Regions from separate parts of the Mus musculus genome. Here all the other regions are linked to region 2. A link is a loop called in an ENCODE intact Hi-C map of the cell type or tissue named here. Cell type or tissue: left cerebral cortex. All regions are shown on one strand. Each heading gives the region's core, and the rest is flanking DNA. Links, peaks and the distances in the headings are about the cores only.

Region 1 (9,947 bases), core at 784-8,783, 94 kb before region 2:
CTGCTTCCTTATGCCTCTTTCTGCACCTCTGCCTGCCCTGCCCGGTAGCCAGCAAGAGATCCCACCAGCCTGCAGTATGGGGAGCCCACAAGTAGAAGGAAGGTCTTGCCCTGCCTAGCCAAAGCCTTCAGATACACAGGAAAGGCACAGGGGCCGTCAGCCTTTCAGCTGTACTCTCACAGCAGAGGCTGCATCCTGGATCATACACCCAAAGTTATCCAGTACAGATGTATGGAGCGAAATACAGAAGGGGGGCTTACCCTGGAGCAGGGCCCATGCCCATCTAAGAGCTAAAGACCCTCAGGGCTCACCATGGGCAATATACACAGCCTCCCAGAGCTGCAGGTACCTAGGGGCTTGATTGCCTCAGCCTGTCATCTCTCCACTATGGCAACCAGGAAGAGGGACTCCCATCCCCAGACCCTTAGCCCACGGCAGCTGGGCCAGTGCTCAACTCTCTAGGCTAAGGGTCTAAGGCTACTTCCAGACCTCCACTACTAAAGACTTGCCTTGCTGTTCTCAAATCCTAACACTGACCAATCTTAGTATGCTGGTGACAAGGACATGACCTTACCTATCATATAGGACTCAGCCTCCCAGGTTTTCCTGGAACATTGTAAGTGCAGGTATGAGCCTATTAAATCCCCTCAGCTAGAGGTGGGCCTGCCCACCCAGTCTTTTAGCAGCAGCCCAGACTCCACTGGGGGACTCCCAGAGAGCAGACAAAATAACTGACCTTCCACTCTGGGATGGCATCACCCCGACAGGCCACTGTGCCCAAACCACAAATGCTCAGACTCCTGCTTGGTCGGCGGTCATATGGCTGTCCAGTCATAATTTCTGTTGTAGCTTCTGCTTGCCCAGCCAGGGGAGGGGGTGGGGCTCTTTCCACCCTTGGGCCCGGTTTAGCTTCAGAAAAAGGTTTGTATTCTAGCGCTGTCTACCTTCAGCATAACACTCCCCAGAAGAGCAATTCCCAGCAGGGTCGGGTATTGAAGCCCTCTGAAGAGCAGCCCTGTATACAAGGCTGTGCAAAGGAACACCTGCTCACTAGAGAGATGGTCAAGGGGATCAGTCAGTGGCAGGCTGGACTCCGGGACAAGGGCAGGCTCTGGGTGAGGTCACTGACCCCTGGGACTTTCTGTTCTTCTCCTCTCCAGGACATGCTACCCATGCCGGGCGACCCGACGCAGGGGACTGGCAACTATAACATCGAGGACTTTGCTGACCTGGGCATGTTCCCTCCATTTTCTGAGTAGCTTCAGGCAAAGCCAGGCTTCTACTGCCCAGACGCTATTATCATGCCATAGATGCCCATGTTCAAAGAGGGTCCCCCTCACCCAGCTTGCCCTGCTGTAGAACCCCCAGAAATCTCCCTTATTCCCCATCCTCCCTGGACATGGCATCACCTGGCTCTAACCCACAGCCCTGGCTTCTTGGGTTTGGGATCTTTGTATTTATTGTACTTTATCTGTGTGCTCGGAAGGGGGCCGCCAGGGTCTTAAATCCCATTGTGAATAATCTATTAATGGACAATTTGCACCCATCAAGTGTTTGCTTGATCCACAATGGCTGGCAGTACCAGCAGGTCTGCCTGGTGCAGAAGCTGGGTTTCTTTCTGCTTTTTCACGGCTGCTGCCTCGGAGGCTTGGTGTCAGAGTGAAAGGCAGTGACCTCTGCATTCTGTGCTGGAGCCAGGAGCACAGGATGGGAGTCTCCCACACTAGCTGTCCTTGACGGCCTGGGGCCAGGTGTGCTTTAAACCTGAGAATCAACGTTGTGGCTTGGTAGATGTACTGTGGCGTGTTGGTGTGTGTGGCCAGTGAGAGTGAGAAGCCGTCCCCATTCAGCTGCATTTCAAAGGAAAGCGTGACTGGGGCCTGGGAGCTGGGCTGACTCCCTGGAAGCCAGGGCTGGGGAGCTGCCCACTCTGTAGTCAGTTCTTTGGTCCCCTGCCCTTTTACAGACATACTTTACTTCTTAAAGTCTCTAGTCCTTCTGTCCTATGCGAGCACTCACGCTTCTCTTACTAAGCCTGAGGGACAGTGTCCTGATTCCATAAAGGTCACTGCATCCTCCCTGCTCTGCATCTGAGCAGAGCTGTTTTCTGCCCAGCGCCTTCAGAAAGTCAGACCCAGTCCTCCTCTGTACAGGGTTAGGATACCTCGACTCTAAGTGTCCCTGACACCTTCTGCTCAGTAACTTGGAAAGAAGATGGGGCCACACTCTGGGTGGAAAAGGGTGCCTTGGGCCACCTGAACCTCTGTCCTCATCAGGCAGGAGAGGCAAGGGTACCTCAGGGCAGACACAGCCAGGCGCCTGTGAGGCCAGAGACTCTGTTCTGCCCAAGCTTCTACAAAGACCTGAATTCCTCAGTGGTCTTAAGGTAGAACTATGAACTAACTTCTAGAACAATGGTTCTCAGCCTGTGGGCTGTGTTGGGGATGCCAGACAACCATTTCACAGGGGCCGCATATCAGATACCCTGCATATTAGGTAGTTACAAACGATACATACATAACAGTAGAAAATCACACTTATAAAATAGCAATGAAAATGATCTTACGGTTAGGGTCACCACTACATGAAGAACTATATTAAAGGGTCACAGAGTTAGGAAGGTTGAGAACCACTGTTCTAGAAGTGTCTTGCTGGCTTATCTCTGACATCAGAGTCCCTGTGTCAGTCAGATTTAAAGAGCTTCAGATTCCACCCATTCCACCCTGCCCCTCCCTCACTCCATGTGCTGCTCTGAGTTCTCTCTGGCTTTTGGGAAGCTGGGAGTACAAGAGGCTCCAGGGTGCGCAGGGGCGGAATGAGCCTGGAGATTAAGAGCCTGGGGGCACCACTCCATTCAGAAGCTAAGCTCTGCCAGTGTTTGCACAGGACTCACTTGCAAAGTTTGCTTGGCTCAGCAGACTGCCCTTGGCAGCAACCCACCCTAGGGGATCCCGTTCCTGACAAACTCCAGCCCCAGAGACCTTAGGCAGCTTTGAATCCTTCCATGGAGAGTAGTGACACAGTCAGAGCTTCATCCCAGACTCAGAACCCCCAAACAGTCTCTCCTGGAGCTGGCCCCAGGTGGTGAGCATAAGTTACAAAAGGGAAAACAAGGCCCAAAGCTGGCTTCAGGAGCAAAGAATGCTTTGTAGTGTAGAACAGCCCTTGACCTTTAGCTTGTGAATTAAGAGGTGTGGAAGCTATGGGTTTGGTTTTATTGCCTTGGGTGGGAAGTGGGGGCTTTTCTTGGGTGTGACAGCCCTGGGCTCAGGGCCCTAAGGTCTGCAGAAGAAATAGGACAGGATTCTTGCTTGCTATCATTTCATGCTTTCTCTCTGTTAAGAAGTTGAGGGTAAAGCCAACTCAGTCCTTGGTCCTGGGAGCAGAGGTGGAGGATTGTTCGGCAACCCAGACAATAGCAAGCACTGCTTTCAATGGTTCCTGCGTCTCCCCAGTCTTATCTAGGGAGTTCCATGGGCTAGAAGGTGGGGATTTAGGCGGGCCTGAGTTCTGGATCTTTTCCATACCTCTTCGGCTTCTATGTTGTGATTCTCCAAAACACATGTGGAGGAGGTGGTGGGGGGAGAAGTCAGAAATGAAGAATCCCACCCCACAAGGACTTCTCTCACCCAAGTATTTTTTGAAACACACAGGAGTCAGAATCAATGCCATTATCCTGCAAAAGATGTCCCTTCATATGTCCCCTGCAGAGGAAGCCAATATACTGGTCCTCCAGTTAATATCCTTCCAGCTACCTGTCCTGGTGATGGTCTTAGCAGGCTAGGGATGGATAGGGTATGCTGGCTTCCTGCAGTTCTATACCTCATCACTTCATTCGCTGCTGAAGTCCAATTGGCTCCTCGTGGGCAGAGCAAGCAGGAAAGGGACATGCAAGGACCACCTGAGTCATTGGTAAGGACACAGGAGCTCTAGAAGAATGGGCCATACATAGACTGCCCGGCCAGCCAAGGATGGTTCTAGAACCCTGCCTCCCTGTCACTCCTGTTTGTTTCACTGTGGTTTCAGGGAGCGGGTGAGCCAGCGTGCGCATCCACATTCATCAAGCTCAGCTCAGCGTGTTCTTGCATCATAAAGTGACTATTGTGGGTAGTAGTATTTGGATTGGTGACATAACCTGCTGAGGAACTCCCACTCCCCTGTCATTAGGATAGTGAGGCCCCAGGTTAGCCCACTGGCAACCAAGCACACTCCCTTCAGCTCTGAGCTAGAGATCTGGCAGGTCCAGGAAGTGAGTTCTGCAATCTCCTTCTGCAACACAGTCCAGCCGATGAATAGTAGCCACTCCCAATGTGAGCTCAGCCTGTCTCACAAGCAAAAACAAGCCGTTTGCTAATCCCTAATAGCAAGGCAAAATTAAAGCCCTCTTTGTATGTGGCCATGGATTGCTATGTCCTAACTTGCCCATCCATCCTTCCCTCCCATCCCCTCCTGAGCTGATGCTCACCTAAAGTGCCACCACTGGAGATATTGAAGTAAGAAGGGTCATGAGCTCAGGAGTTCAAGACCTACCTGGGCAACATAATGAAACTAATCTTAAAGACAAATATATAGCTGAGTAACTTGGCCACCTTTCATGTGGTGAGAAGTCACCAGCTCCCTGGCTGCCAGCTTCCTCCATTGCCTAGAATCTGGGACAGCTTTGAAGACATAGCTCCATGTGTGACATGCCATGTCTTGTGCACTAAGCTGGGCTAGTTCAGGTAGCCTGCAAATCCTTGTGGCTACTGGCTATAACAAAATGGAGCTTTTCACAGGTCATCCAGGGCCCAGCTGTTTGCTTTGTCTAACCGTCTCTTTCCTTAAAGAAAACTTCACAAGCAGGCTTCCAAGAACAGCAAGCACTTACTCGTCTCTCTCTTAGCCTTTCTTATGGATGTGAACTGTGCTGTGGGTAAATCATTTGTATTTCTTGAATGTTCTGTATGACTAACAGGTATTAAGTCACTGGGTATATGTATAACTAATGTAACTGCCTTTTAAATTTTCATTACAATAAAAAATGACTTTGCTCTGAAAGTGAGTGCCTTGGACTGGCTTGGTAATTGATCAACTTGAGGTATTTGCCCTTGGGAGTCTGGGATAAGCCACACTATGCAGTACAGGCATGCTAAAGAGTCACCTGTTGTGAGTGTTAACTACTTAGGACAGAAAAGGAAATTAATGATTCTTGAGATTTGGTGTAAGGCGAGGCTCTCTAGAAACCTCTGGACTGGACTTCACAAACAGTAAAGGCAATTACTTTTCAAAAGACTTTAAAGAGAATGCCTGAAAGTAGCTCTGAATCATATATCTAAAGAAGACTTGTGTCCAGAAAATGCAAGGAACTACTCCTACGATTTAAGATAGAAATCTTAGTACCAATAAAAATAGCTGAACATCACATGCCTGTGTTTTTCCCAGGAATTCAAATACAGGCTACTGGATGTGGCACATGCCTGCAATTCTAGCTTCAAGCAGGCTGAGGCAGGATTGTCTGAGTGAGCTTCGGAGTTCCAGACCAGCCTAGGCAACACAGTGAAGCTATCTCAAATATATGCATGCTCACACACAACAACTATACATATTGCATTCTGGGTTAATATCTTTAGTTTTAGAGAAACACAAATTAAAAGGTCAATGAAATAGTATTCTAATACATGGCTAAAAAATGGATAAGAAAAGAAACCTTCATTCATGGGAAATGGTATGGCCTCTTCATATGTAGGTTTCTTACAGTTTTAATAGGATTTTTCTTTGTTTTTTCTTTCAATGTGATAAAATGCCCTGACCAAAGCAACTTTGAGGGAGAAGGGGTTTGTTTTAGTTCACGGGTCTAGATAGGATTCATCATGATAGTTAAGGCAAAACTGTGTGATCTTGAAACAGCTGGTCATATCCATAGTCAGGAAACAGGGATGAAGACAAATCCGTATCCAGCTCACTTTCCACATTTTATGCAACCCAAGACTCCCTGTACAGGGAATGGTCCTGTCCAAAATTAAGACTGGTCTTCCCACATCAGTAATCCCAATCACAATACCATCCCACTACAGACATGAGCTAGGACCATCTGCCTGTCATTCTAGATTTCAACAACTTGGGAATTAATGCTATCCATCACAGACCTCTTCTTTAAAGAGTAGGTATAACTTATATTATAGAATCATAAAAAATATTTTTAGCCAGAAAAATATATTTTTAAGAAGCAAATTTCCCATGAGAGTGGGAAGAAAACAAGCGATTTTTCTTATTCATTTACTGAGAAATCCTTAAATACTTTGGGATTTAGCCTCAGCAGGGTAAAGCAGAAAAGTGTACATGTGATCAATCTGCCTCTTCTCCACATACACTCATGGGTGTGAAGGCTGGAGGAATCCAGAGCAGGGACACAGCAAGAAGAAACATTAAATAAAGCCAAGTTCTTGCCAGGACCTGGGCTGACACCTTACCTGTAATCCTCTCTGTCGTCAATAAACAATGAACCAAAGCAAACTCTTTACAATAATTATTTTCCTAATTGCGCCACTATGTATGTCATGTAGAGAGTATAGAAAATTACTAAGGATTAAGCTGTGGATAAGTGGCATGCACTTGTAATTCCTAGTGCTAGGGAAGTGGAGGTAGCCAGATCTGTGAAGATCCCTGGCCAGCCACTCTGCAGATGAGTGCTGGGTTCAGTGTCTGTCTCGAGAAAAGAAAGAGGAAAACAACAGATGGCTCCTAAGGAGCATTATCCAAGGTTGATCTCTGTCTTCACATTCTCATGTGTACACACATGCACTTACCTGGACACACAGACACACACACACACACGTAATGTGCTGCAGTTCACTATCAGTAACCCTGAGTAAAGGGAGGGACAGTCAAGTTGAAAAATGACGAGACATGAGCTGCTTAGAATTCAGAGAAGGGGTGAAGAAAGCTGTAGCATATGTTATGCTGCTCCCCAGAGATCATCTCCCAGTCTCCTCTCCTCTTCCTCCGGTGAAGTTAGGGCATATCCTCAATTGCAACATGAAAGACTACCTTTGCCTGCTCACCTTCTCAAGCATGTTATTTCCCTAAACACTCGTGTGACACCTATCACCTCCGATGCATGGTGCTAGGATAGAGTTAACATGAAGAATGCCCAGGCTTCCTGAGTATAATCGAGTCCCCCAGCCCTAGGGAAAGAGAGATGAACAAGCAGAACTTGGCTTTCTGCAATGTGCTAAGAGCCTAGGAATAGGATACTCATTAAACAACAACATAAAAGAGGGCTGTGTTCAGGAAAGGCAAAGGTGCCCATGAGGTGATCAGCATGACTTAACCACTTGGTCCTATCACAATGGTCTCTCCTTCCTGGGCTCCCAGCTTCTGAGCTCAGTTCTTTCAGGGAACATTTAAAGCATTCCCATCTCAAAACCCAAGACTCTTTAAGTATGCCTCTGGTGCAGCTGCCCAGCAGGACACTAGATTAAAGTGCCTGCCTCTGGATACAACCTCCAAGCCCCTGATTCCTTCCACATTTTTACTAAAAGTCAAATACATATGTGAAAAAATTAAGTGGTTTGATGCTAATAAGCAAAGAACACATTTCCCTACCATGATTGCTCAGCCTATGAGCAATTTTTCCTCCGAGGCTCCTTAAGAGCAGAAGAAATGTGAACTAGATTTTCTCATGAAATCTCTACATCCTTAAATGGTCACCATGATTCTCTTGCTGCCTTGTTTGTACTTAAGCTGGGTCCACAAACCTGAGCCATGCCATCAGTGATCTATGTGAGGATGTCACACAGGGGTTACCGGAAACTATGGAGATCTCTCAGGTGTTCTCAAAATGTGGTTTAAGGACTTGCCGTGAAAAAGCCCACAAAGCCTGCCTGATCAGCTGAGAAACAGGACTCCAAGAACTAAGTGGGTGCTAAAACTGAGTCATTATACATCCACCTTCCATGGCTGAATAAGGAGGGGTCAATTGGATATCCACAGACTCTGTCTTTAGGTAAGGAAGCAGGGAGAAACCTATCCAAGCCAGGTTGCTACCAACTCCTCTGGAAGAAGACATAAGAAGAAATTATTCTTGGTGAAAGCTGCCTCTGGACTTTGGAATTTATGTTCATCATAATTCAGAGTCCATGGTACCCAACTCCTGACCTTTGAGTGGTAGGGAACTCACTGCTCTTTGGGTCCCCCACTCTTCCTTCATGGCCCCTATCTAGAGTAAGCCCATATTGACTGCTGGCAAACTCAAGGATTCCAGTTATGTCTCAGTGCCCCAGCCCTATGCTGGCTATAAGCCAGTATCTTGTGTTTTTATTGCTGTTTCAAGCTGTGATATGGAAGCTGAGAGAAGAGGTGGACACATGAGTGCATTTGGTTATACCAGAAACATTGAAATCAGAAGCAGGCTGCAAAGTGAAGACATGGCTAGGACTAGAAATACTCAGGAAACAAGCATCTCAGCTGGGGGTCCCAGAGCTTTGCCCCTTAGTTTTACTGGAGATACATCCAGATAAGCATTCTTCCTTCGTGTTTAGATTACAGATGGGAGGTAAGGGCATGCAAAGGGGCAGAGGGTGGCATTTCATCTAAGCTGAATCCTCCATGTCAATAAAGATTCTCGGTGCTGGGCGTGGTGGTGAATGCCTTTAATCCCAGCACTTGGGAGGCAGAGGCAGGCCAGTTTCTGAGTTCGAGGCCAGCCTGGTCTACAGAGTGAGTTCCAGGACAGCCAGGGCTACACAGAGAAACCCTGTCTCGAAAAAGAGAGAGAGAGAGAGAGAGAGAGAGAGAGAGAGATAGAGATAGAGAGAGAGAGATTCTCAGTGAAGAGGGGGCAAGAATTGAAAAGCATAGGGAAAGAGGTAATTCCTGACCAGCTCATGGAGTGAAGGGATGTCCCAGGCAAATGGTTTGAAGATGAAGAAATGGAAGAGGCAGAAGATACGGCTGTGGCCAGGATAGAAATGTTGGTCCTCATTGCATGAGTGAGCCCAAGGATCACTCATAGATGGATCTGTGATCCTTTGCCCTCAGTGTGGTGATGGATGTAAATGAGGCGCTTAGGAGCATTGGGATGAGAGCATGCAGCCTGGCTAAGCAAACCAGAGAGGTCAGTAGAAACCCTGTCACCTACTGTTGTCCTCTTAGAGACCCTGTCATCTACTGTTGTCCTCTTAGGAAGAACAAGTCTACCCCTTGGGACACTTCCATGACTACCATCTTTGTGTTTTCTTTTAAGCCAGGTCAAAGCACCATCCTCACATTGTAAGGTCCTGCTTTGTCAAAGCACAAAGTGGTGTGCCAATGACATTACATCCCGTCAGTCAGCCTCCTGACAATGACTCAGAGGAGCTGAGGCACTACCACTGGCTTCTGTGGTGCAGTACATATAGCTCATGCTTTCTCCAGAGTTTTTCTGTGGAGGTGAGATCATTTCCCTCTGTGTGAACTTGACGCTATGGCCTTGCTCAGTATCTCTAGATTTGAGCCCCTTGCTGAAGTGAGATGTCCTCTACCTTCACACACCCAAACCTGGGGTTGCTGTCAGCTGCCCTTCATCTCTTCCTCTTCCGTTGGTTGGTTGGTTGGTTTGGTTTGGTTTGGTTTGGTTTGGTTTGGTTTGGTTTGGTTTGGTTTGGTTTGGTTTGATCTTCTGTGGAAGTACAGGGTGGAGGTACTGACAGATGGAGGTTCCATATTCCTTCCACTTTCTCTGTGAACTCTCCCCTAATAAGCCACTTTCACACACATTTTGAGTAGATTCTATTTCTGAAGACACCAAACTCAGGCAGTGTCCCTGAAACAAGGATCAAACCTTGGCAACACAGAGAAGAACTAGGAAATACTTGCATGGAAATGATCCTATCATATTTTAAGTGTAAGGGACACAGTTTGGGATGAGAGGATAGTAAATTACATTTCTTGAAGGCAGAAATTTCAGAGCCCAATTTAAAAACAAAACA
Region 2 (9,947 bases), core at 1,142-9,141:
TAAGAGTAGGACCCTGCATCAACTGCATAGCCAACTACATCAAATAGAGTATAAACTTGGATAAGCTACTAGTCCTTAGAACCAACTATGTCTGCCTAGAAAAAGACAAATCAACAATTTGACTCATGCCCATAGAACATGTGGAGACTGAGACTGGACAAGAGTGCAGTGGTACTACCATCTTATACTCTTGCTAAGGACATTTCAGATTTAACTTGATTTTCTTGATGGAGAATCCCATGGAAAATTACTCAACTCTATTCCAGGAACCCAAGGTTAAGATTTCTGAGCTAACTTAGCTTCTGTTAAACTGCTTGCTTCTGCAAAAACCTCTCCCTGCAGCTGCAAAGTAAGATATGATGATGTGATTTTTACCTTTAAAAGCCTTTTGTACTAAATGGTCAAAGCTACACTTGGGTCCTCAAATACTTGAGTGTAGTCCCAGCCACTGGAATGAAGACATTCAATTGGCTATAAAAACTGTATTTGAGTGGTCATTTCTGGTGGGCTTCCTTTAACACCACCATCAAATTCAATCTCTTGGTTGCTGTGTTCGAGAAACAAAGTCAGCCATTCAGGTGAAACAAGGAAGGGACGTTCAGTCTGGCTATGGGCTGAGGATGTGGCTGAGTGATTCTGCCACTGAGACTAGTGTATGGAAAGGTCCTGGGTTAAAACTCCAGTGATACAGTCTAGGGGTCTTGATCAGGTTCATTTTCTCTGGCAGTTAAACAATTAAAAGTTAAAAAAACATTTCTATTGAGCCAGGTAGCAGTGGAGAAATCTAGAACACAGTTGAAGAAAGTGTTTGGTGGGGTTGAGGAAGCAAATCCATGTAGCAGACACAGAGAAAGAATCTTTGCAAATCCGAGGGGGGACTTGGAAAGCTGAAAGAAACTAGTCTCTTCTAGAGAGCTGGGTTTTTTAAAGTCTCTGAAGAGTTTTTCTTCTTGGATTTAGGGTTGCTCAGATTGAAGAAAGATAGGATTGATTAGTTCACAACTCAGTAAGAAGAAAAATATGACAATGTATCTGATTCCATCCTGACAGATGAGACAGGTTTTCTTTTTCTCTTTTTAAAGATTTATTTATTTGTTTTATGTAAATACACTGTTGCTGTCTTCAGACACACCAGAAGAGGGCATCAGATTCTATTACAGATGGTTGTGAGCAACCTTGTGGTTGCTGGGAATTGAACTCAGGATCTTTGGAAGAGCAGTCAGTGCTCTTAACCCCTGAGCCAGCCCAGGTTTTCTTTTTTCTTTCTTTCTTTCTTTCTTTCCTTTCTCTCTCTCTCTCTCTCTCTCTCTCTCTCTCTCTCTCTCTCTCTCTCTCTGTCTCTCTCTCTCTCTGTCTCTCTCTCTGTCTCTCTCCCTTCCTTCCTTCCTTCCTTCCTTCCTTCCTTCCTTCCTTCCTTCCTTCCTTTCTTCCTTTCTCCCTTCTTTTTTTTTTAATTAGGTATTTTCCTCGTTTACATTTCCAATGCTATTCTCCCTTTCTTTTTCTTCTTTTTTTTAAAATTTATTTTTACTAGGTATTTTCCTCGTTTACATTTTCAATGCTATCCCAAAAGTCCCCCATACCCACCCCCCTAATCCCCTACCCACCCACTCCCCCTTTTTGGCCCTGGCGTTCCCCTGTACAGGGGCATATAAAGTTTGCAAGTCCAATGGGCCTCTCTTTGCAGTGATGGCCGACTAGGCCATCTTTTGATACATATGCAGCTAGAGACAAGAGCTCCACCCTTTCTTCTTTTAAGATTTATTTTATCTTCATTTTTAATTGGATGAATATGTGGAGGAAACTGGACTACTTAAGTCCTCTGTAAGAGAGAGGTACATGCTCTTGATGGCTGAGCCATCTTTCTAGGCCCCAGGGCTAATTTTTTAAAGCATGTATATTCACCTTCTGTTGCAGGATATTTGATCACATTTTGAACCCTGAGATTGTTTTAGTTATAAAACAGAACAAAACAATAACAACAACCCCCCCAAAACTGTTTCTAGTTGTGGTGTGGCTCAGCCCTTAGTGTATACCTTTAATCCTGAACAATGAAGATAGTGGTAGTTTGCAGAAAAAAGTACCCTATGCCTGAAAAGTGATGTCTAATTGAGTGGCAGACAAAGTGATGAATTAAAGAAATATTGGGCAGAAGAAGATATGCCCAGCTTTACTTAAGAGAGAGCAGCACAGAGAGAAAAAGGAAGGAGGCAGTTTTACTGGGACAGTTTTAGAGAGACAGGTTATAGAGTGGGAACATGTTAGACACAGGTGAAAGACAGAAGCTAGAGAATGAGAAGAAAGATTAGAACATATAGCCAAAGAATATGAGACGAAGCAAAGCAACTCAGGAGAAACTGAGAGAAGTGAGATTGGATCAGTCAGCTAGGACAGTAGTTTGAGCCAGAACAGCTGAGTTGAACCAGCCAGCCAGAGATCAGAAAGAGCTCGGAAAAGGTGATCATGTTCAACATCAAGTCTCAGAGGCGGAAAGCATTTTAGGTCTAGATTAGATTGTACGGAGGCTAGGGCTTGTAGGACTAGGCCTAGCAGACAAAGGCAGTAAGCTTCTAGACAACAAATTACATCAGGTGAATAAAAGTAACTTTTATACCCTTCTCTTCTGGTCATAATACATAAATCACCTTTTTCATATTAATATGGGCTTGCTTTTACAAATCAAGTCAATCTTCAGTAACTCAACACCTAGAAGACTAATATGAAAAACAATGTTGAACATGTAAATGCCAGTATCAAATATTGAAGTCGATGCCTTCAGCTACATGGTGTGTTTAGCTCATTAGCCCTAGCTGGTGGGTGGGGCAAGAGTTACTTCAACAGCAGTGATAATCCTAACACTGGCTGTGATATGACTTTGTCCCTTCACATGTCCCAGGTCAATTAATTGACTAGACTAATGCTAAGGACCCAACAAACACATTTGCTGGTCTGAATTCAAAGTTAGACCTTACTCTGCTAGAATGGTAAGAATCACATAGGAGTTCTTAAAGGTCAAGTTGGACATCTGTTAACCCTGGTCCTTGTATCTAATAGGGCACAGCTATTCTCCAAGGTAGATGTTAAACTCCCTCAGCCCAAATGCCAAGGCATCCTGTCTCACGTGTGGATGTTCACAGCTAAAGATGGTTGTACAGAGAAGTTGGCATCCAAACACTAGAATGTATTTCCTGAGGAGCTTTTATATGACAGATGTGCTGAGAGGCTGAGTTTGTCAGACCTGGGCAGCACATCTCATTTAGAGGGCCACACGAAGCCTAACTCAGCTCTGCATAGCATGGGTGAGCAAGGCTTGCTCTCTATGGCACACAACATAAGGGTTTAAGTTTAATAGTCAGATAGACACAAATCAGTTTACTTTCACAGGGAGCCTCCCTCTGTACAGCTTCTTAAAATGATCCAAAAATTTAGTTGTTCTATTTAGTTGTTGGTAATGTACAAAATCATATTGCACAAGTCCTTTGCAAAAGGAGACTAAACTAAGCCAACTTTAAATTTCCCAACAGGACTGCCACCAGAACATCTGGAATATGATTGCTATCCTCCCTATTGGCAGCACAAAGATGTGGACTTAGGCATCATTAGCTGTCTGCTCATGAACTGCATGCTATTGCATTCTGTCAGGTGGGAGGAACGGTGCTGGAGGAAGACTGACTGAGACGAGAGTAGATGCTTCTCACTTCAGTTCGGTACTCAGCGTCCTCTATTTTCACTCTGCACTAAAGTGAAATGTACTAGCTTATGTTCCTCACAGAAATACCACCAAGTGGGGACCCGAGACCATTGCCTAAGGCTACCTATGCCCACCCCCAAAACACATGTAATAATAATAATAATAATATTTAAATGTTCACAAATAGCTGATTTGATTGTTTGCTTATTTAATTGAGACATGGTCTCATTGCCCAGTTTGGCATCAGCTCACTATAAAGTTGGGAATGACCTTGAACTTCTGATCCCCGCCACCATTTTTGAGTTGGTGGCTTGTTTAATTCACATGCAAAACTGTTTTCGGTCTTCTTAGAGTGTCTTGACTGACTATGGCAGAGATGGTCCTATCTTTTGCAGTTCTGGCGACTGACCCAGTAGGTATTGCTTGAAAAACACGACACACGTTGACTTAATACGGGAAACAAGCAGGCAAAATATTAACATGAAACAACTCCCAGAGTCTTTGGGAAAAACTTGGGGTCAGTCACTAAAGCCTGGCTAGGGAAGAGCAGCTTTGCCCATCTAACTTTAAAACAGACTTGGAGAGGCGTTGTGGGCAGGCTTTTGGGGATTCAGTGAAGATACGGCCTTTGAAAACTCAGTCCACAAGGTTACTACTTAAAGTGGTACTGGTAAATCAATTTATATTAGGATGCTCAAAATTCTTTTTGTTTAAAAAATGTTGTAATCCTTCTTGGGACATTTATGAGGTCTGGAATGGTGACTGCCCACTGGGGCTCTGGTTGTATTCATTGCAGGTAGCCTAAAATGACCTCCTACCCCTGAAAGGAAAGCCTGGTGCCAAAGTCCAGAGGAGAGGCTCTGCCAACCGGACACCAGGGTTCACACGGTTTCAGAAGCCCTGAGAGTTATATTTGGAAAATCACTTAAAGCCTATAGCCAAGACAATAGTGGATTAAAATCGTTGTAACATGTCTTTCATGATTAAAAAGTCTGGCGCCAAAACAGTTCTAGAGAAACTAACATCAAAAAGGACAGATATGGAGTATCCAGTTGGCACCACAGGGGATGATGTAAGGGATGGGGGTGAGAGAGGACCGTGTTGACACCATTTGTTGTAAAACCAACAGGCTCTGCTGTAATTGTTATTACAGAAAGACCTGCGTAGCTGTACATACCCAACAGCCGCCTGCAACACGGGAACACGTACGAGATGGACCAGAGCATTTATGGTAGTGGCTGTTCAAGAAGTCTTGAATCTCAGCAAGTGGTGGTAGAGGCTAGAAGCATGTGAGTTCTAAACCAGTGTAGGCTAAACTGTCTCAAACAACCAAAAGAGAAAAAAATAGCATTGATTAGAGGAAAGCAAGGCATTTTTAATGTACTCAATTCTCTTTCTCAATAATTATCTTTTACATAAATTCCCAATAACTCCACCAGGACAGAAAGCTGGTTTTGGAGAACTGAATCCTAAAGTATCTGCACACCTACCTTTTCAATCCAGGATTGTCCCAACCGCTCTAATCTCTTCAGACCCCCGCCCCAATCGCGCTAAGCCCCGCCCCAGACTCCAGAGCCTCGCTTCGGACCGGGGAGTTTGTTCTAACGAGTAGCCCCGCCCAGATGCGCTAACTCCCGCCCAAGAGGCGGGAGCCCCGCCCAGCCCGGGGAGTCCTGCTTCAGACTGGGGCGTCCGTTCCGATGGGTAGCCCCGCCCGCCTGTGGGGGCGCGCGGCGCGGTAACCCGGAAGTGGCAGTAGCGTGCGGGGGCGGGGCGGCGCGCTGGAGCGGGCCATGGCCGCCGCCGCCGCGGGCTTTGTGTGCCGCGCGCGAGCCCCGGCCGTCCGCACCTCGCCGGGGCTGCGGGGCTGCCGCTGACCCGCCCCGCTCGCCGCGCCGCGCCCGCCTGGCCCCGCCCCTGGCCTCTCCGCCTTCTCGGCCGGCCTCCAGTTCTCGGCGCTCTCCCTCTGCGCTCCCTGCGCTTCCCTCCCGCCCGCGGCGGGCGCCAGGCCGCCCCGATGCCCGAGCCCGGCCCCAGGATGAACGGCTTCTCGCTCGGCGAGCTGTGCTGGCTCTTCTGCTGCCCTCCTTGTCCGAGCCGCATCGCCGCCAAGCTGGCCTTCCTGCCGCCCGAACCCACCTACACGGTGCTGGCGCCCGAGCAGCGCGCGCCCGCTCCCGCGGCGACCCCCGCGCCCGCCCCGGCGGCGCAGCCCGCTCCGGCCGAGGAGGGTGCGGGCCCCGGCGCGTGCAGCCTGCACCTGAGCGAGCGCGCCGACTGGCAGTACTCGCAGCGCGAACTGGACGCCGTCGAGGTCTTCTTCTCGCGCACGGCCCGCGACAACCGGCTGGGCTGCATGTTCGTGCGCTGCGCGCCCTCCAGCCGCTACACGCTGCTCTTCTCGCACGGCAACGCCGTGGACTTGGGCCAGATGTGTAGCTTCTACATCGGCCTGGGCTCGCGCATCAACTGCAACATCTTCTCTTACGACTACTCGGGCTATGGTGTGAGCTCCGGCAAGCCCTCCGAAAAGAATCTCTACGCTGACATCGACGCCGCGTGGCAGGCACTGCGCACCCGGTGAGCCCCGAGCCACGGTTGGGGTGCGGGCTTGTGCTCCCGGATTGTTGCATTCGCTCGAGATTGCAACAGCCCTCGGGGATGGAGAGCTCAGACTTAAAGGGTCCTGCCTGCTTTTCACTGGCCCGCGCGGCCTGGAGTCTTTGTGGCTCCGGTTAAACGCACGTGGCCGCTGTGGGGGATGCCAATGTACCGGCCAAACCAACTTGGTTGGGCTTGAGTTGTGTCTTGAGCTACGCGCAGACCCCGAAGGTCTGGTAGAAGTGACCTTGGGGTTTTCAGAGCCCTTGACAGCTGGGGAGAGACGATGACCTCTAAAAGACTTTCCAAGTAGAAAGTGTCCCTGGGGCGATGCCTGTGCAGCCCTTAAGGCTGGGTCGGGTCGGGTGTGGGGAGGACTTTGCCTCCTGGTCCCGCAGAGTATGTGGCACTGGGAGATCAGGAAGTTAGCTGAAGAACCTTCCCTAAACACCACCAGTAGCGCAGAGTGTTATAGGCGTGAGGAAATCTCTTGACCTTGAGTTAGCGTTCATAAAACTGGAAAGTATTTATTCAGGGTCTTTTATATGCTAAGCACAAATTGTTATATTCTGAGGACAGACCAGGTTGGGGGGGGGGGGAACTAACTTAAGTTTTACTCTGAACTTAGACATTTGGTTTGCGGGAAAGTCAAGTGACCTGACCAGTTTTGGTGCTTGTGACCTTCCCATGCAATCCCCATAGCACAGGTGGCAACCGTACCTGAGGTCCTGTGTGTAATGAGCTTGGATTTCGTTAGAGGAATAAGTCCCCAGAATGACAGTAGGCACTGTTCTTTTTAGAGACCTTTGTATCGTTTTTATGAAACGTCTATTTGCTAAGCTAAGTACATGGCCAGTAATAATGACTTTATTTCCATATGTGTTGCACATATGTTCATAAGTTATCCCTTATGCTTCTTGAGAAATGGCTTGTATAACAGAGAAGTACTTAGTATTCACTCTAAGATGCTTGCTCACATTCTTCTGAGGTCTTGGAGGGCTCCTCAATTGGGGTATAGTTTTTGGAGAATGATGTAGGCAGATGAGGCTGGATTCTATCCTGATGGAGTGGCTGAGGATCCACAAGTAGTCACATGCCACCTGCTCCCAAGAACAGGTTTCAGAAGTATTTGTCAGAAGCGGGGAGTGGAGTGCTGGTGTGGGATATGCTTCAGCACTCTGGAGGGAGGCAGAGGCTGGAGGATTGCTCAAAGTTTCAGGCTAGCCTGAGCTACATGGTGAGTTCTATGTTGGCCAGGGCCATAGTAAGACCTTGCCTGGAGAAAAATATGTGGAGTAGGTGGATGGCTGAGTGGGTGCAGGCTGCTTTGTGGGTGGACATGGTGACCAAAGTTTCCCCTGTGCAATCCAGAGGTGGAGGGAGAGAGCTGGCTCTCTGAGGCTGTCCAGTCACCCCGTAATTGTGCCCACACGTGTCGCACAATCTTGAACTACTTAATCTGCCATAGTGTAGGTATTAAAAATAGATTTTAGTACTAGATGTTTCTACAGTGAAACACAGAAGTACTACCTTGAGTTGATGGTCTGTAGAAATTCCTACAGAACATTGCTCCCATGTGGACCTTTCTCTTTTTCACACTTGAGTGTGTATGTCTGCTTTACCACATATGTGGGGTGCAGTCTATTGCATATAAAAAGCATTGTTGGGGATAAGTTAAAATTCGAATTACCTGTTAATATCTTTAAATTTTGCTTGTGGTTTATTTAATGTTTTACTAGAACTCATATCTAAAATAAGCACAAATCCTTTGTTGTTGTTGCTTTTAGGTTTTTGTTTTGTTTTGTTTTTTTTAACTGCTTTTGGAGGCTGGGCCTTATGAATCAGAGGCTGGTCTCAAACTCACCTTGCAACTGAGACTGACCATCACCTCCTCCCTCTGCTTCACAAGTGCTGGTGTTACAGGTGTGTGTCATCACTCCTGGTTCCTAGAATCAGACTTTGAAGACACCTACAAAGCCTCTTATTCTGTGCTTTCCCAACCCATTAGATCAACTGCAGCGAGCTGCTCATTCTACATCTTGATTGTGCTTGCACATCACATACATTCATGTGAGGCTGCATGTCTGAACCACATGTTTCACACAGCACCCCCCCCCCAACCCCCAGTGGGTGCTTTGCATAACAGAATGTGTTCTGTTTCATTTGACTTAAAAGAAAAAAAGAAAAAAGTGCGCTGGGTGTGAAGTGTTGAGAGTATTTCCCAGCACCCATGTGGATGCTGCCTTCATCCGCCCACTTCAGGATGATCTCACAGCCAACCAGCAGGTCTCCTAACTAGGAGTATAGCATTCTCCAGCCCCATATTTATAGTCATTGGATTTCTTAAAAGGTATGAGTCTGGCTTACCTGATTCTGAGGCTGATTCCCCAACTACCTTCAGCCTAGACTGCTGTCTGTCTTGTCTTACAGTGTGTGATCCTTCAGTAACATAGTCTGAAGGAAGCTCAGCTCTGCCCCTTCCCAGCTGTATTGAGGTCCTTGCTATAGAGGCACTTCTGATCCCAGTGACAAAATCCTCCTGGCTGGTTCAGCAACCCTCTCCCGAACATGAGGTCTTCTGTGAGTGGTTTCCCCTCCTCTGAATTTCTGGTTAACCATACTACACAGACTCTGACTAGAGAGCTTGCTGCCTCCTGAGTGGTCTCTGTCCTGGCCCGTAGATTATTCTCTGAGAAATAAGTTGTCTAAGTCAACACTGGGCAGCCCCAAATCCCAAGCACTTCCTGAGCTCCTGTTTGGTGTTTTGAGAATGTCCTTCATGTTAAGAGTATTGATCTGTACTGGATCCTAGTTATATTAGGAGATTCTAGTGCCCCCATCTTGTGGCTCATGGGTTGAGGACTGGGTTCTCCCAGTACAGTGTTCAGAAGTGGAGCTTTGGTAGAAGTGATGGGGTTGTAAAGACCCAACTTCACCCACAGATTAATCCACTGATGGTTCTTAGTCAAGTGGACTTGGGTAAGTGGGGCCTGATTGGAGGAGTTGATTACCATTGTGCTTCTAAAGGTTATGTATTGCCCTGGCCTCTTCCTCTCTTATCCCTGCTTCCTGGCTGCCATGGAGTGGTAGTGGGTGGGTAGGGACAACTCTCCTCTATTATGCCTTTCTTCCTTAATAATCAGCCTTGGCACAGTTCTAAAAGCAGCAGAACCAGCTGAACTTGGATAGACTAAAGGCTTTGAAACTGTGAGCTAAACTACATCCACCCCGTATCTGTCTCAGCCATGAAAAGTTCCTAACACACTATTGCACCTGTCACTCAGTCCCTTTACTTGTGCTTGTTATGGCATTGCCATAGCTGCTGTTTATTTGGCAGGTCCTTGTGGGAAGGACCTCTGTCTTATCTATTCCCAGAAACTAGCACTGGGACTTAAAATATAGAACTCTGATTAAATATTTGCTCAGGGTGTTTCATTTATAGAATGAGTGAGTGCTCTGTTGACCAGTGGCAGGCAGTCAGTGCTGCAGAGTTGCAAAAAGTGGCTACAGCCATTCAACGAAAATGGTGGGTGTTCAAATGGCTTGTGGTCTCAGCCACTTTCAAGCTGTCTTATTGGTGTTCTTTTGACATTGTGGTGTCTGTGTTGAACAAAAGAATTATTCTCATTCTTCATTTGTCTTGTTTTTGTCCATT
Region 3 (9,947 bases), core at 1,254-9,253, 120 kb before region 2:
GATAGCAGTTGTGGTGCTTTGAATAAAAATGGCCCCCATGGGTTCATATATTTGAAGCACTGGTCCTCGGGGAGTGGCACTATTTGACAGGGATTCGGAGGTGTGGCCTTACTGGAGTAGGTAGAGCCTGTTAAAGGAAGCATGTCAATCAGGGTGAGCTTTGAAGTTTCAGATGCTCAAACCAGGGCCCAGGGTCTCTCTCTATGCCTGCCACCTGTAGATCCAAAGGTAGAAAGAACTCCCAGCTCCTCTCCTGTGCCGTGTCTGGCTGTGCAGCACTGTGCTGAAAGCCATGCTGGTAATGGACTAAATCTCAGAACTGTAAGCCAATTAAATGCTTTCCTATATAAGAGCTGTGTGGTCAGGTGTCTCTTCACAGCACTAGAACATCGATTAAGACACTAATGATGGTGATGGTGGTGATTGTCAGGTGAAGATGGTAACTATGATGATGATACCTATAACCGCTGTTTTCATAGAGAGCCAGGCTAAGCTAGGTTTTGGGATCTTTGCAGTCTCCTGTATTACTAGCCCCACACTTGAGTGAAGCACAATAGGATGCATCACTCTGAGGTTATTTAGACCTGGGTCATGTTACCAACCCTGTTTACAAGCACAGTTCAATCCCCCATCACTCCTTGGCTTTCTTGCCCATACACAGTTGTGCTGTGCTTTCTATAAGGGGAGCCAAGAATCTCATGTGCCAGCATCATGCCTACCCTCCAACTCTTCCCCAAACTTCATTCCCCTTCTGGAATCCTTCATTCAGGTCAGGACCTCAACAATAGGTCCCAACTGCTAGCCCTCCTGCTGGCCCCTGACATTTGATTGTGAGTTTGTAGCAGACTCTGTGGGTTGTGGTTATCTAAACATCTCTCTAGCCCCCACAAAGTGACCTGTACTTTGGAACAGAACATTCACTTTGGCAATGGGGACAGGGAGTTAAGGCTGGGAAATCAAGGATTCAAAGCATGCATATCCCTTCCTATGGTTGCAAGCCTTGATCGGTATCTTTCAGCTCTGAAGCTCCTGTTCCTAATACCCATTATTCTGCTGAGCTGATTCATGGGCAGGACTGCACCCCACTTTCTCTGTTCTCTACCCTTCAGCACTGTACCCAGCTTTGTACACAGGTAGGTTCTACTGCTACTTTGTGAAACACAGTGAAAAGCTCTCACACTCCCTTAGTTCTTTCTGTTGGAAGAAACAGAAGGTACACACACTCTGGACAGAGCACGTGGGTCTGGTTGTGTTATGCCCCAAGGAAGCACTTCAGGCTACTGACCTCAGAGTGAGTGACTTTGACGTCTGGCCCCTGTGAGGAAAGAGGACAGTCCCAGTTAGGGGGCTATAGCAGTTTGAATAAGAATGCACCCCCCTCCCCCATAGGCTCATATAGATCATGGTAGCATTTGAGAGGGATTAGGAGATGTGGCCTTGTTGGAGAAAGTGTCATTGGGGATGGGCTTTAAGGTTTCAAAAGCCAGGCATAGTCTCTTTTCCTGTCTCCCTGTCTCCTTATCTTCTTCTTTCCATCTTTCCTTCTTTCACTCTCTCTCCCTCTCCCCCTCTTTTTCCCTCCCCCCCTTTCTCCCTGCTTATGGATCAAGATGTAGCTTTCAGCTACTTCTCCAGCACCATGCCTGCCTGCTGCCATGCTCTCTGCCATGATGATAGTGGACTAAGCTTCTGAAACTGTAAGCAAGTCCTAGGGTGTCTGTTCTCAGCAGTAGAACAGTGACTAAGACAAGGGCCAACTGTCTATGAGGCAACATCCTCTAAGTAGGCCAACTTCACTTCACCCCATCAGCCTTCTTCCAGGTGGTAACAAAGAAGACCTCTGCCCTCTTCCAGTTTTCTTGGGCTTTTTTTGTTCTTTTGTTTGGTTTTTTTCTCTTGGATATTCCCCAGGAGGGTCTTGTCTGATACTCTGCAATGTGGCTATGCCTGGTTTCCCCCAGGAGCAGTGTGGGAGAAGTCACCTGGCTGCTTCAGGACTATGTAGCATATGAGGTGTGCTCTAAGTGCTACTGTGTGCAAGACACTGGGCTGGACTGGGCTGGGTTGTGCAAAGCTTAGTTCACCAGGTCCCCGGGCTGTGTGCAGTATGGTAGAGACTACAAACTCCCAGTGGGAAGCAGGCTGCAAACACAGTGATGTTAGGAGAAATCCAACCTTGCCTGGCTATAGAAGCAGGCCCTATTCTTATCACCAATCCATCTGCGACCACACCCCGAAAGCCTGAAGACTTACATTCCCAGGATCAGAGACTGTACATGCCTACAAGAAGGACTTCTGCTTGCCTTATCTTGTTCTTGGGGACAGTCACATCTGGGCAAGGTCTGTTAGTCGTTCCGGTAGCTTCTCCATCTTCCACTTCTTTCTCTTTGGTGAGACCAATACCTGGATGCTTCCAGCCGCCAGTGGGCTGGTCTCTTTACGTACTTTTGTGTAAGTGAACAGAGAAAAAAAAAGCTATCCCCAGAGAGATAAGCTTGTAATTTGGACATAAAATCACAGTTCTTGTCCCTCTTTGCTACTCACTAGAGCTGTAGGATCTTAAAGAACTTAATTAATCTTTGCATCCTGGTAATGTCATCAGTAAATAGTGAAGCCACCTTTCCAGGTGTCCATGAAAGTACGCTGGGAGCCACACTGGAACATGAAAGTAGTGGCAGATCGATACATTCAAATAAATAATGCATACAGACTTACCCTTTTATTTCACCTCCTTCCTGAGAGTTTATTGAATCCACTTTACAATGTCAAACAGAGGTTAAAATTTTTATGTGAATTAAGTCCATCTAAGAAATAAGTTTATGATGCATTATAGCTGTGCACCTTGCACTTAGCCCCGGATCATCCTAATGCCCAAGGGGAAAAGAAGGAAGGAAGGAAGGAAGGAAGGAAGGAAGGAAGGAAGGAAGGAAGGAAGGCAACTCTTATGTTGTTGGTACTGCTCTGTGCCAGGCACTGTTTGCGTATGGGTGCCCACCATCTGATTTGTAGCCACTAAATTAGAAACACTGACTATTACTGGTCTCACATGGCATGACAGAGTGACCCCAGAGCAGAAGCAGATGAAAGTATGAGCCTAGCTGCTACCTGTCACTCTTACTCTCATGCCCCTCCCCCTTACTGCCGTTGGCTGCAGCAGCACCCCATTCTGTGGTCTTGCTGACCTGTTCAGCAGCCGGCCACACTGTCTGGCTGCTCTCTCTTCCTCCTCCTTCTGACTCCCTTGTCTAAATGTTTTTGCAGGTGGTTAAGCTGAAGGGCCAAGTGCTGTCGGTCATGTATCGGTTCCGCACCAAGAACCGGGAGTGGCTGTTGATCCGTACCAGCAGCTTCACCTTCCAGAACCCCTACTCTGATGAGATCGAGTACGTCATCTGCACCAACACCAATGTCAAGTACGTGCACAGCCCTCTCTTCTGCTGATTATTCACATATGAGTGAGCTGGTTTGCTTGAGGCTCCTTTCTCCCCATAGGATCTAGCTGCAACCCAAAACCCCTATGGGGTGAAGGGGCAAGAAAATGGGAGACTCTGGGTTTCCTTTACTGTGGTGTGCATCCCTTCCATGTTCAGATCAGGTTACCACAGCCTCCATTCCATTCTTTTCTTCTTGACATTAAGCCAAGCAGAGAAGTATCTGCTTCTACATCCTATTGTGGTAAACACTGTGCCTGGTCTCCTGTCCTGCTGAAGCTAGTGAGTGGAAGTGGAGTGGGCTTCATGAAGCTCAGGCCAAGGTCAAGCAGCATGTTGTAGCAGCAGCACCTAAGCTTGGAAGCATCCCTCCCTGCTCCCAGCCCGGGACCCCTGCCTTTTGTGTACCTTTCATATCCAGGGAGCTGACAGGTAAATCTGAGCTCTCGTTTTGGCCATACCAGTTTGTGGTATTGTGTAAGTCACTTCCTCTCTTACCCGTCACTTCATGGGATGCTAAGCTGTGTCAGAGAGAGGCAGCTCCACTCAGCCACACATCCACATGAGGAAACAGCTATCATTCTGTGAGTTGCTAAGCCTGATGCCGTGGATTGGGGGCAGTGGTGCCTTTGTGATTTACAATATCACACACTTATGGTATTGTATCATGTGTAACCCTGGTGTGAGCTAAGGGATATTCGTACCCTGCAAAGAACCAACACATGCAAACATGTGGGCACACAGGTGTTCCAGTGAGTTAAAGCACGTAAAAGCTATGCCTGGGGTGACAGAGTGTGGAATGAGACAGGCATACTAAAGACTGCCCTTGTGTCTGCTGTTTATGGTCACTGGAATTCCCAATCTCCATTCCTCTGGTCCAGTCAAGGCTGGTCCTGAAACCCATGGCCTTCTTTTCCCCATCTCTTGACACCAGGGGATCCTTCTAAGAACCTGCCACGTCCCTCTGTCAGAGCCTCCCTTCCAACCTGGCCTCGCTGAGCCGCTGCTCCCATTCAGCTTGTCCCGGTCCCTTGAAGCCTGGCTTTTGCACTAGTCCAACAGCTTTGAGCACGCCATCTGGGACGCATAATCTCTTGCTCCCTGATGCTTCTCCATCAGCCCTTCTGGGCTAGCTCTCCTTCTAAACATCTTCCCCCTCTGTGTACTTGGTACAACTGGATTCGTCTTCTACCCCATCTGCTGGTCAAACTGTAAATGGAGCCAAATAAATAGGAGAAGCCACAGATCCAGATGGGCAAAAAGATGATCCTGTCTCATCCAGAGGTTTCACTCAAATTGAGGGTGTTCCATTTTTCCTTGTCAGTCCCACAATGTGGAGGAGGGGTGCTCTTTACCCAGGGACCAAAGACATGCCCATGAGTGACACACCCATATCTGATGCTAGGTCTGATGAAAATAAGGAAGATTGGGAAATGAGAGTAGAGCCAGATGCACGGGGCTAGGTAGGCCCTGGCTGCTGCTGTGTTCAAGGTATAGAGGGTGCTGAGCAGGCTTCTCAGGTGCCAGGCTCTTGCCAGAAGAAGACAATGCTAGCTAGCCTAACCTTCTTAGCACCTGTGCAAACCAGATCTCTACCCCTAGGCTTATCTCTCCCAATATGGCCTCACACCTGCCAATTCAGGCTGCCTAGCCAAGAAGTCACGGAAATAGAAAAACAAGCCAACTATTCAGAGTCCTGGACACTATTCTGGAATCTTCCCCCTTTGGATCCTAGGGAAAACTACTTCCTCTCTGGATCCTGCCTCCTTCTCTGCCCCTATCCCTCTTTGTTCCTTCTCAGTATGTGGTTGTGTACACAGGCCTGTGCTCAGCAAGGGCTCTGAGGCCGCTGGATTCCTGTGAGTGAGGCTGTTCTTGAGGGTGTAACTTAAGCTTCACTGTCAACCTTCCTAAATCTCCCTGTCACTAACTCCTCCCTATTGATGAACTACTTCTATAGCACGTCCAAGCCACCCTATCTACAGTAACAGTGCCCTGGCTGGGCACCCAGCAGCTTTGTAGATTTGGATGGGCAGAGCTGACTGAGGAGCCTTGTTGCGGATGGTTGGGGGCTTTTAAATCTTTCACCGTTGTTCTTTTCCAGTCTTCATTTACCTTCTGCCATCAGAGTCACATGTCTGGTCACAGCTAATGAAGCTGATGTCCCCTGTCCACCATGACTGGACATGGCCTAGGCCAGGCAAGATGCTTGCATTACTGTTCTTGCTTTAAGAGGGGACCCAGTCCCAGAAGCCCAAGGCTTGAGCTTCAAAACCATGAAAGCATGGGTAGAAGTAGGCAGGTGACAGTGGACAGATACAGAGGAAGAAGAAGACAAGACAGGACCCCCCCCCCAGAGCCTAGGGAACACCCCCAGGAGGCAGCCCTGACAAGGGGGAGGCATAGAAGCAAAGTCACCCTCCTCTGCAAGCCAGCCAGGCTGACTGGGTTGGCTTTCTGAAAGCCAGACAGTGATGAGACAGAAAAGCATTTTGTTCAGAGGTGGGCTATTCTGCTGTCTCAGGTCAGTCGTTCTCAGCATCTCCTGGAAGTTGTGTGAATCAGAAAGCCCCTGGGGCACCTGCAGCAGCGGCAGTAGCAACACATGTCAGTTTTCTAAACCAGGTGTTCAGTGGCAAGGATGAAAAGCTTGCTCTGGACGGTAGAGGGCGGTGCTGACCAAGCATGTGAGCAGACAAGAGCATTCTTGAGTTTTGTCAGCTAGGCCAGCAGTAGGCCAGCTAGTTAGGAAAGCTCCTCCCATGCCCTGTGCTTGGGGGGAGGAGTGAGGAGTTGCTTGCTCGGTAGCCTTCAGCTAAGAGCATCCAAAAGCAACTTCCTGAAGGAGTTAAGCAAGCATTGGGTGTTTAGCATTTGTGCTAAACTGCTGAAAAGGCTCTTTGTCACCTCTGACTTCTTCCTGTTCCTTCCACACAGATGGAAGCCCAGAAAAACAGACTGATGCAACACACAGGGTGCACTTCACTGAGGAGGTCAGGTCTTGGTGTTTGGGATTTGATACTCTGAGAAACCAGTCATGTCCGTCTTTCCACATTCGCCCATCCTAGCTCCTGGACATTCACTTCCCATCTCTCTTCTGGAGAGTGACATGCAATTATCCTTAGGCCAAGCCTCTGCTATTAAAATAGCACTAGTCTGAGGTTGTCTCGGGTTCTCATGACACAAGCTCCTGATGTGTGCATACAGCCATAGCTACATGTGTGCACTCATATGTATGTGCATGGAGGGCTAAAGATGCATGTGTCCCTGTGATGGTAGGTGTATGTGTGCATACATGTATGCACGTGTACATGCATACACATATGTGTGAGTACAAACATGGATTCTTAAAGCCCAACTGGTCAATGATCACATATACCCCATGGTCGTTAGTAGGAGTTACCTGCTTGATAGTAGGTGGAAAGTGAAGAGAAGGGGTGGATGCAAAAGGAGGCAGAAGGTTGTACAGCCAGGAGGCAGCAGCCTTCAGTGAGGGCTGGACACAAAGAAACCATTCTGTTCTGTCTTTTTGAGAGCCAGGCAGCAACTTCCAGTCAAGATGAGACGAGACCCCTCCAATGACGGGCTCCAAACCCAGGGAGCCTCTTAGTCCTTTCTTTTCCTGCCCCTCAGAGGAGAACCAGAACTGAAGGTTATGCCCAGAACTCTAGCACGCTTCCCCCTCTGCCCCGGTGGAGGTCCTGGTGTAATGTGACTTAAACAGTTAATAACTAATGCTTGAAATTAATACACCAACAGTTACTTTTTAACCAGCTATTACCCAAATAAAGAACACAGAGACCTTTAGAATGATAATAAGCCTTAAAGCACCGGAGCTGGGCAGATATCAACCCTCTAAGCTATTTTGTCTGTTCATGCCTTGAATCCCAATATATTGCTTGCCATATGCTTCATTTGCACTGTTCTTGCTTCATCGGGCTAGCCCTCATAGCCACATGCTCATGGTCCATATTAGCCCATGGTAAGACTTCCTTCTTCCTCCTCTCCTTGGTCTCCCTTATAGTCCCTACCTGAGACCCCCCCCCCCCCCGCCCCAAGCTCAGGAACCTTTGTCCTGCCTACCTCTCTTCTACCCAGCTACAGGCTGTCAGCAACTTTGATTAACCAATCAGAGATAATTTGGGTGCAAGACTTTCGAGACAAAAGCTGATGTACATAAAAAATTAATTCATCTTGGGGCAACAGAATTTACTGGCGTATGGAATTTAGCACTTGAATGCATAGCAGCACCAGACCAACCCCCAACATTTTGGTGACCTCTCAGGTGATGGTCACTTTCTTCCAGCCACTATTGAATCAACTTACAAGGCCAAAGAGATTTCTCTGAACATGATCACGTCAATGCCATGAGTCCAGAGTCTCCAGGAGCCTCTGGGACATGGAGGGTGTTTATTCTGGGCAGAGGAAAGAGGTCAGGCTCCACAGCCCTGCAGAGTTATATTTGAATCCGTTATATTTGCATTCTAGCTAGGAACACCACTTAAACTTGCTGAGCCTCATCTCCTTTATCTGATAATTGATAGCCATATATTGTAAAGATGTAAAATGCTGGCCAAGTACTGGTGATCAGTCTTCCATTCGGATATGAGCAGCCTGCCAGTGAGCCGTCATGCCTCCCTAAGATGCAGGGAACAGGAAACAGCAGATAATGGAGTACAAACAAGGAAGGACAGCGGTTCTTCTTTGACAGTAATGATTATATTGATTCTTTAAGAAAAAAAATTAAGAAAGGGTCTCATGCTGCCCAGGCTGGCCTTGAATATGAATATAACCTTGAACTACTGAATCTTTTGCCTCCACAACTCTGGTGCTGGGATTACAAGCACGGGCCACCATGGCTGCTTTTATGTGGTGCTGGGAATTGAGCCCATATCATTCATGCACTCTCCCAACTCTGCTAACCCTCTTTTTAAATTTTTTAAATCTATTATCATCATTATTATTATTATTATCATTATTGTTATTATTATTAATGCTCCAGTTTGCTTATATAAGAGGCTTACACTGCCTGGTGGGACAGCACACCCTTCTGATTCCATCCTTGCCTTTGTTCCTGTGCTCTTACACCACAGTAAAGTGTCAGGTCCATTGCGCCCCGGAACCTCAGTCTGCTCATCTGCCCTTCCCTGGAGACCCAGCCCCATCAGAGCAGGAATCTGTCCTGTTCTGAGTCATCAGAACAGGACTTGGGCATGGCTGTTTTCTTTGCCTCCACATAGTTCACTGAATAGACTTCTGGGTTTGATTCCAAAGCAGCTGCTCAGCAGGTCCTCCTACAGAGTCTCTTCACTGGGGTGTCTAGACCTTACCCTCTACCTTCTTTGTAATGTGAGTTACAGGCTTCACTGTTCCCTGAAAGCAATCCAGTCTCCCTACTTTAAAACTTGAAGCACCAGTTTTCTCTCTCAACGTTTTGTTTCCCCACACTCACTCCACCCCTAACTGAACATCCTGGTAGAGTAGGAGGAGCCTGGAAGAGTAGGAGGAGCCTGGAAGAGTAGGAGGAGCCTGGAAGAGTAGGAGGAGCCAAGCACCTTGGACTCAACCCTGAAGTGAGATCCTGCTCTGATGTAGCAGGACATCTCTGATCTAAACCTAGCTTTGAGCTCCAGCTTCTTGATATTGGATGTGGATAAAGTAACCACCATAAAAATTCAGTCTGAGGCATGAGTAAGAAGATGTGCACCCTCACGGCAGGTGCTTTGCTCAGTGCCGAACAGACTGCTTTCCTGAATTTTGTTTTTAAAAGAATTTTAGTACTGTATTTTTCCCCTGAATAAAACAAAGTCATTTGCTGAAGTCCTTGTTTGATCCAGGCATGATGGTGCCTGTCTATCCTCCTTCAACTAGAGAGCTAAGGCAGGAGGGTCAAGAGTTACAGGCCCATCCAGGGTGCATAGCAATACCCTGTCTCAGAAATAAAATCTGAAGGCTGAGATGGCTCAGTGGATAAAGCACAGAACAAGCAGGAGATCAGATCCTGAGTGTGGATCCCCAGTACCCATGCAAACAGCTTAGCCTAACCCTGGAGCTGCTAGGGTGGAGACAGAGGGATGCCTGGAGCTCACTGGCAAGCCAGTCTAGCCAATCGCTGAGCTGGAAGAATAAGATGGAAAACAAAAGAGGAGTAACTCCTGATGCCAGCCTCCAGACTTTCTCTACGTGCACGTATACCAGGATATGCACACATACTTTCCCTTACCTTTTCAACAGTTTGTGTAGAAGTCAAAACCTGAACTACAGGGGTCGGAGTAAAACAAAGTGGAAAGCCTTTTCTCGATCTGCAGAGCGTAGGCTACTTGGCTGTGAGGAGCAGAGCTTTCTCCCCGCCTCAGCCTCTCACCTTTCTGTTCCTTACACCTGTGTTGACTTCTTGTTTCACAGGCAACTTCAGCAACAGCAGGCAGAACTGGAGGTACATCAGCGAGATGGGCTGTCGTCATATGACTTATCTCAGGTGAATTTCTGGGAAATTCTTTTCTGATCGACACTCAG

Evidence for each region. Hi-C counts contacts between places; a loop is a spot of excess contacts. Peaks named below come from ENCODE experiments on the same cell type or tissue, not always from the same donor. Only the 100,000 strongest peaks of a DNase experiment are listed, where the experiment ranks them.
Region 1: a loop joins it to region 2, with 2.4 times the contacts of the local background. A loop is called at or near these places in 2 of 42 quality-filtered maps.
Region 3: it touches region 2 in a loop (2.2-fold over the local background); 4 of 42 quality-filtered maps call a loop at or near these places.

Annotation. Positions count from the first base shown.
Region 1 is chr7:84,241,368-84,251,314 of GRCm38, reverse strand. It overlaps Arnt2 (aryl hydrocarbon receptor nuclear translocator 2), which reads left to right. Exons shown (of 19, transcript NM_007488.3): 19 at 1,161-5,040. The coding sequence ends at 1,259. All of the region lies in intron 2 of Gm26708 (predicted gene, 26708), which reads right to left. The region is part of intron 2 of LOC117997403 (a long non-coding RNA gene); the gene reads right to left. Among named protein-coding and RNA genes, the nearest start is that of Gm26708, 13 kb to the right of the region's middle. In left cerebral cortex, for the core only: a CTCF peak has its summit at 5,472; a DNase peak (open chromatin) is centred at 5,447.
Region 2 is chr7:84,147,606-84,157,552 of GRCm38, reverse strand. It overlaps Abhd17c (abhydrolase domain containing 17C), which reads left to right and starts at 5,660. Exons shown (of 3, transcript NM_133722.2): 1 at 5,660-6,271. The coding sequence starts at 5,709. Gm39044 (a long non-coding RNA gene) reads left to right here. Exons shown (of 3, transcript XR_869770.2): 3 at 3,525-3,867. LOC117997403 (a long non-coding RNA gene) reads right to left here and starts at 5,413. Exons shown (of 3, transcript NR_169136.1): 1 at 5,182-5,413; 2 at 4,869-5,007. In left cerebral cortex, for the core only: a CTCF peak has its summit at 5,126; DNase peaks (open chromatin) are centred at 5,388, 6,130 and 8,500; H3K4me3 peaks cover 2,811 bases; H3K27ac peaks cover 542 bases.
Region 3 is chr7:84,268,801-84,278,747 of GRCm38, reverse strand. It overlaps Arnt2 (aryl hydrocarbon receptor nuclear translocator 2), which reads left to right. Exons shown (of 19, transcript NM_007488.3): 12 at 3,262-3,413; 13 at 9,837-9,909. Among named protein-coding and RNA genes, the nearest start is that of Gm26708, 41 kb to the right of the region's middle. In left cerebral cortex, for the core only: CTCF peaks have their summits at 4,628 and 6,087 (motif pointing right); DNase peaks (open chromatin) are centred at 3,386, 4,563 and 6,130.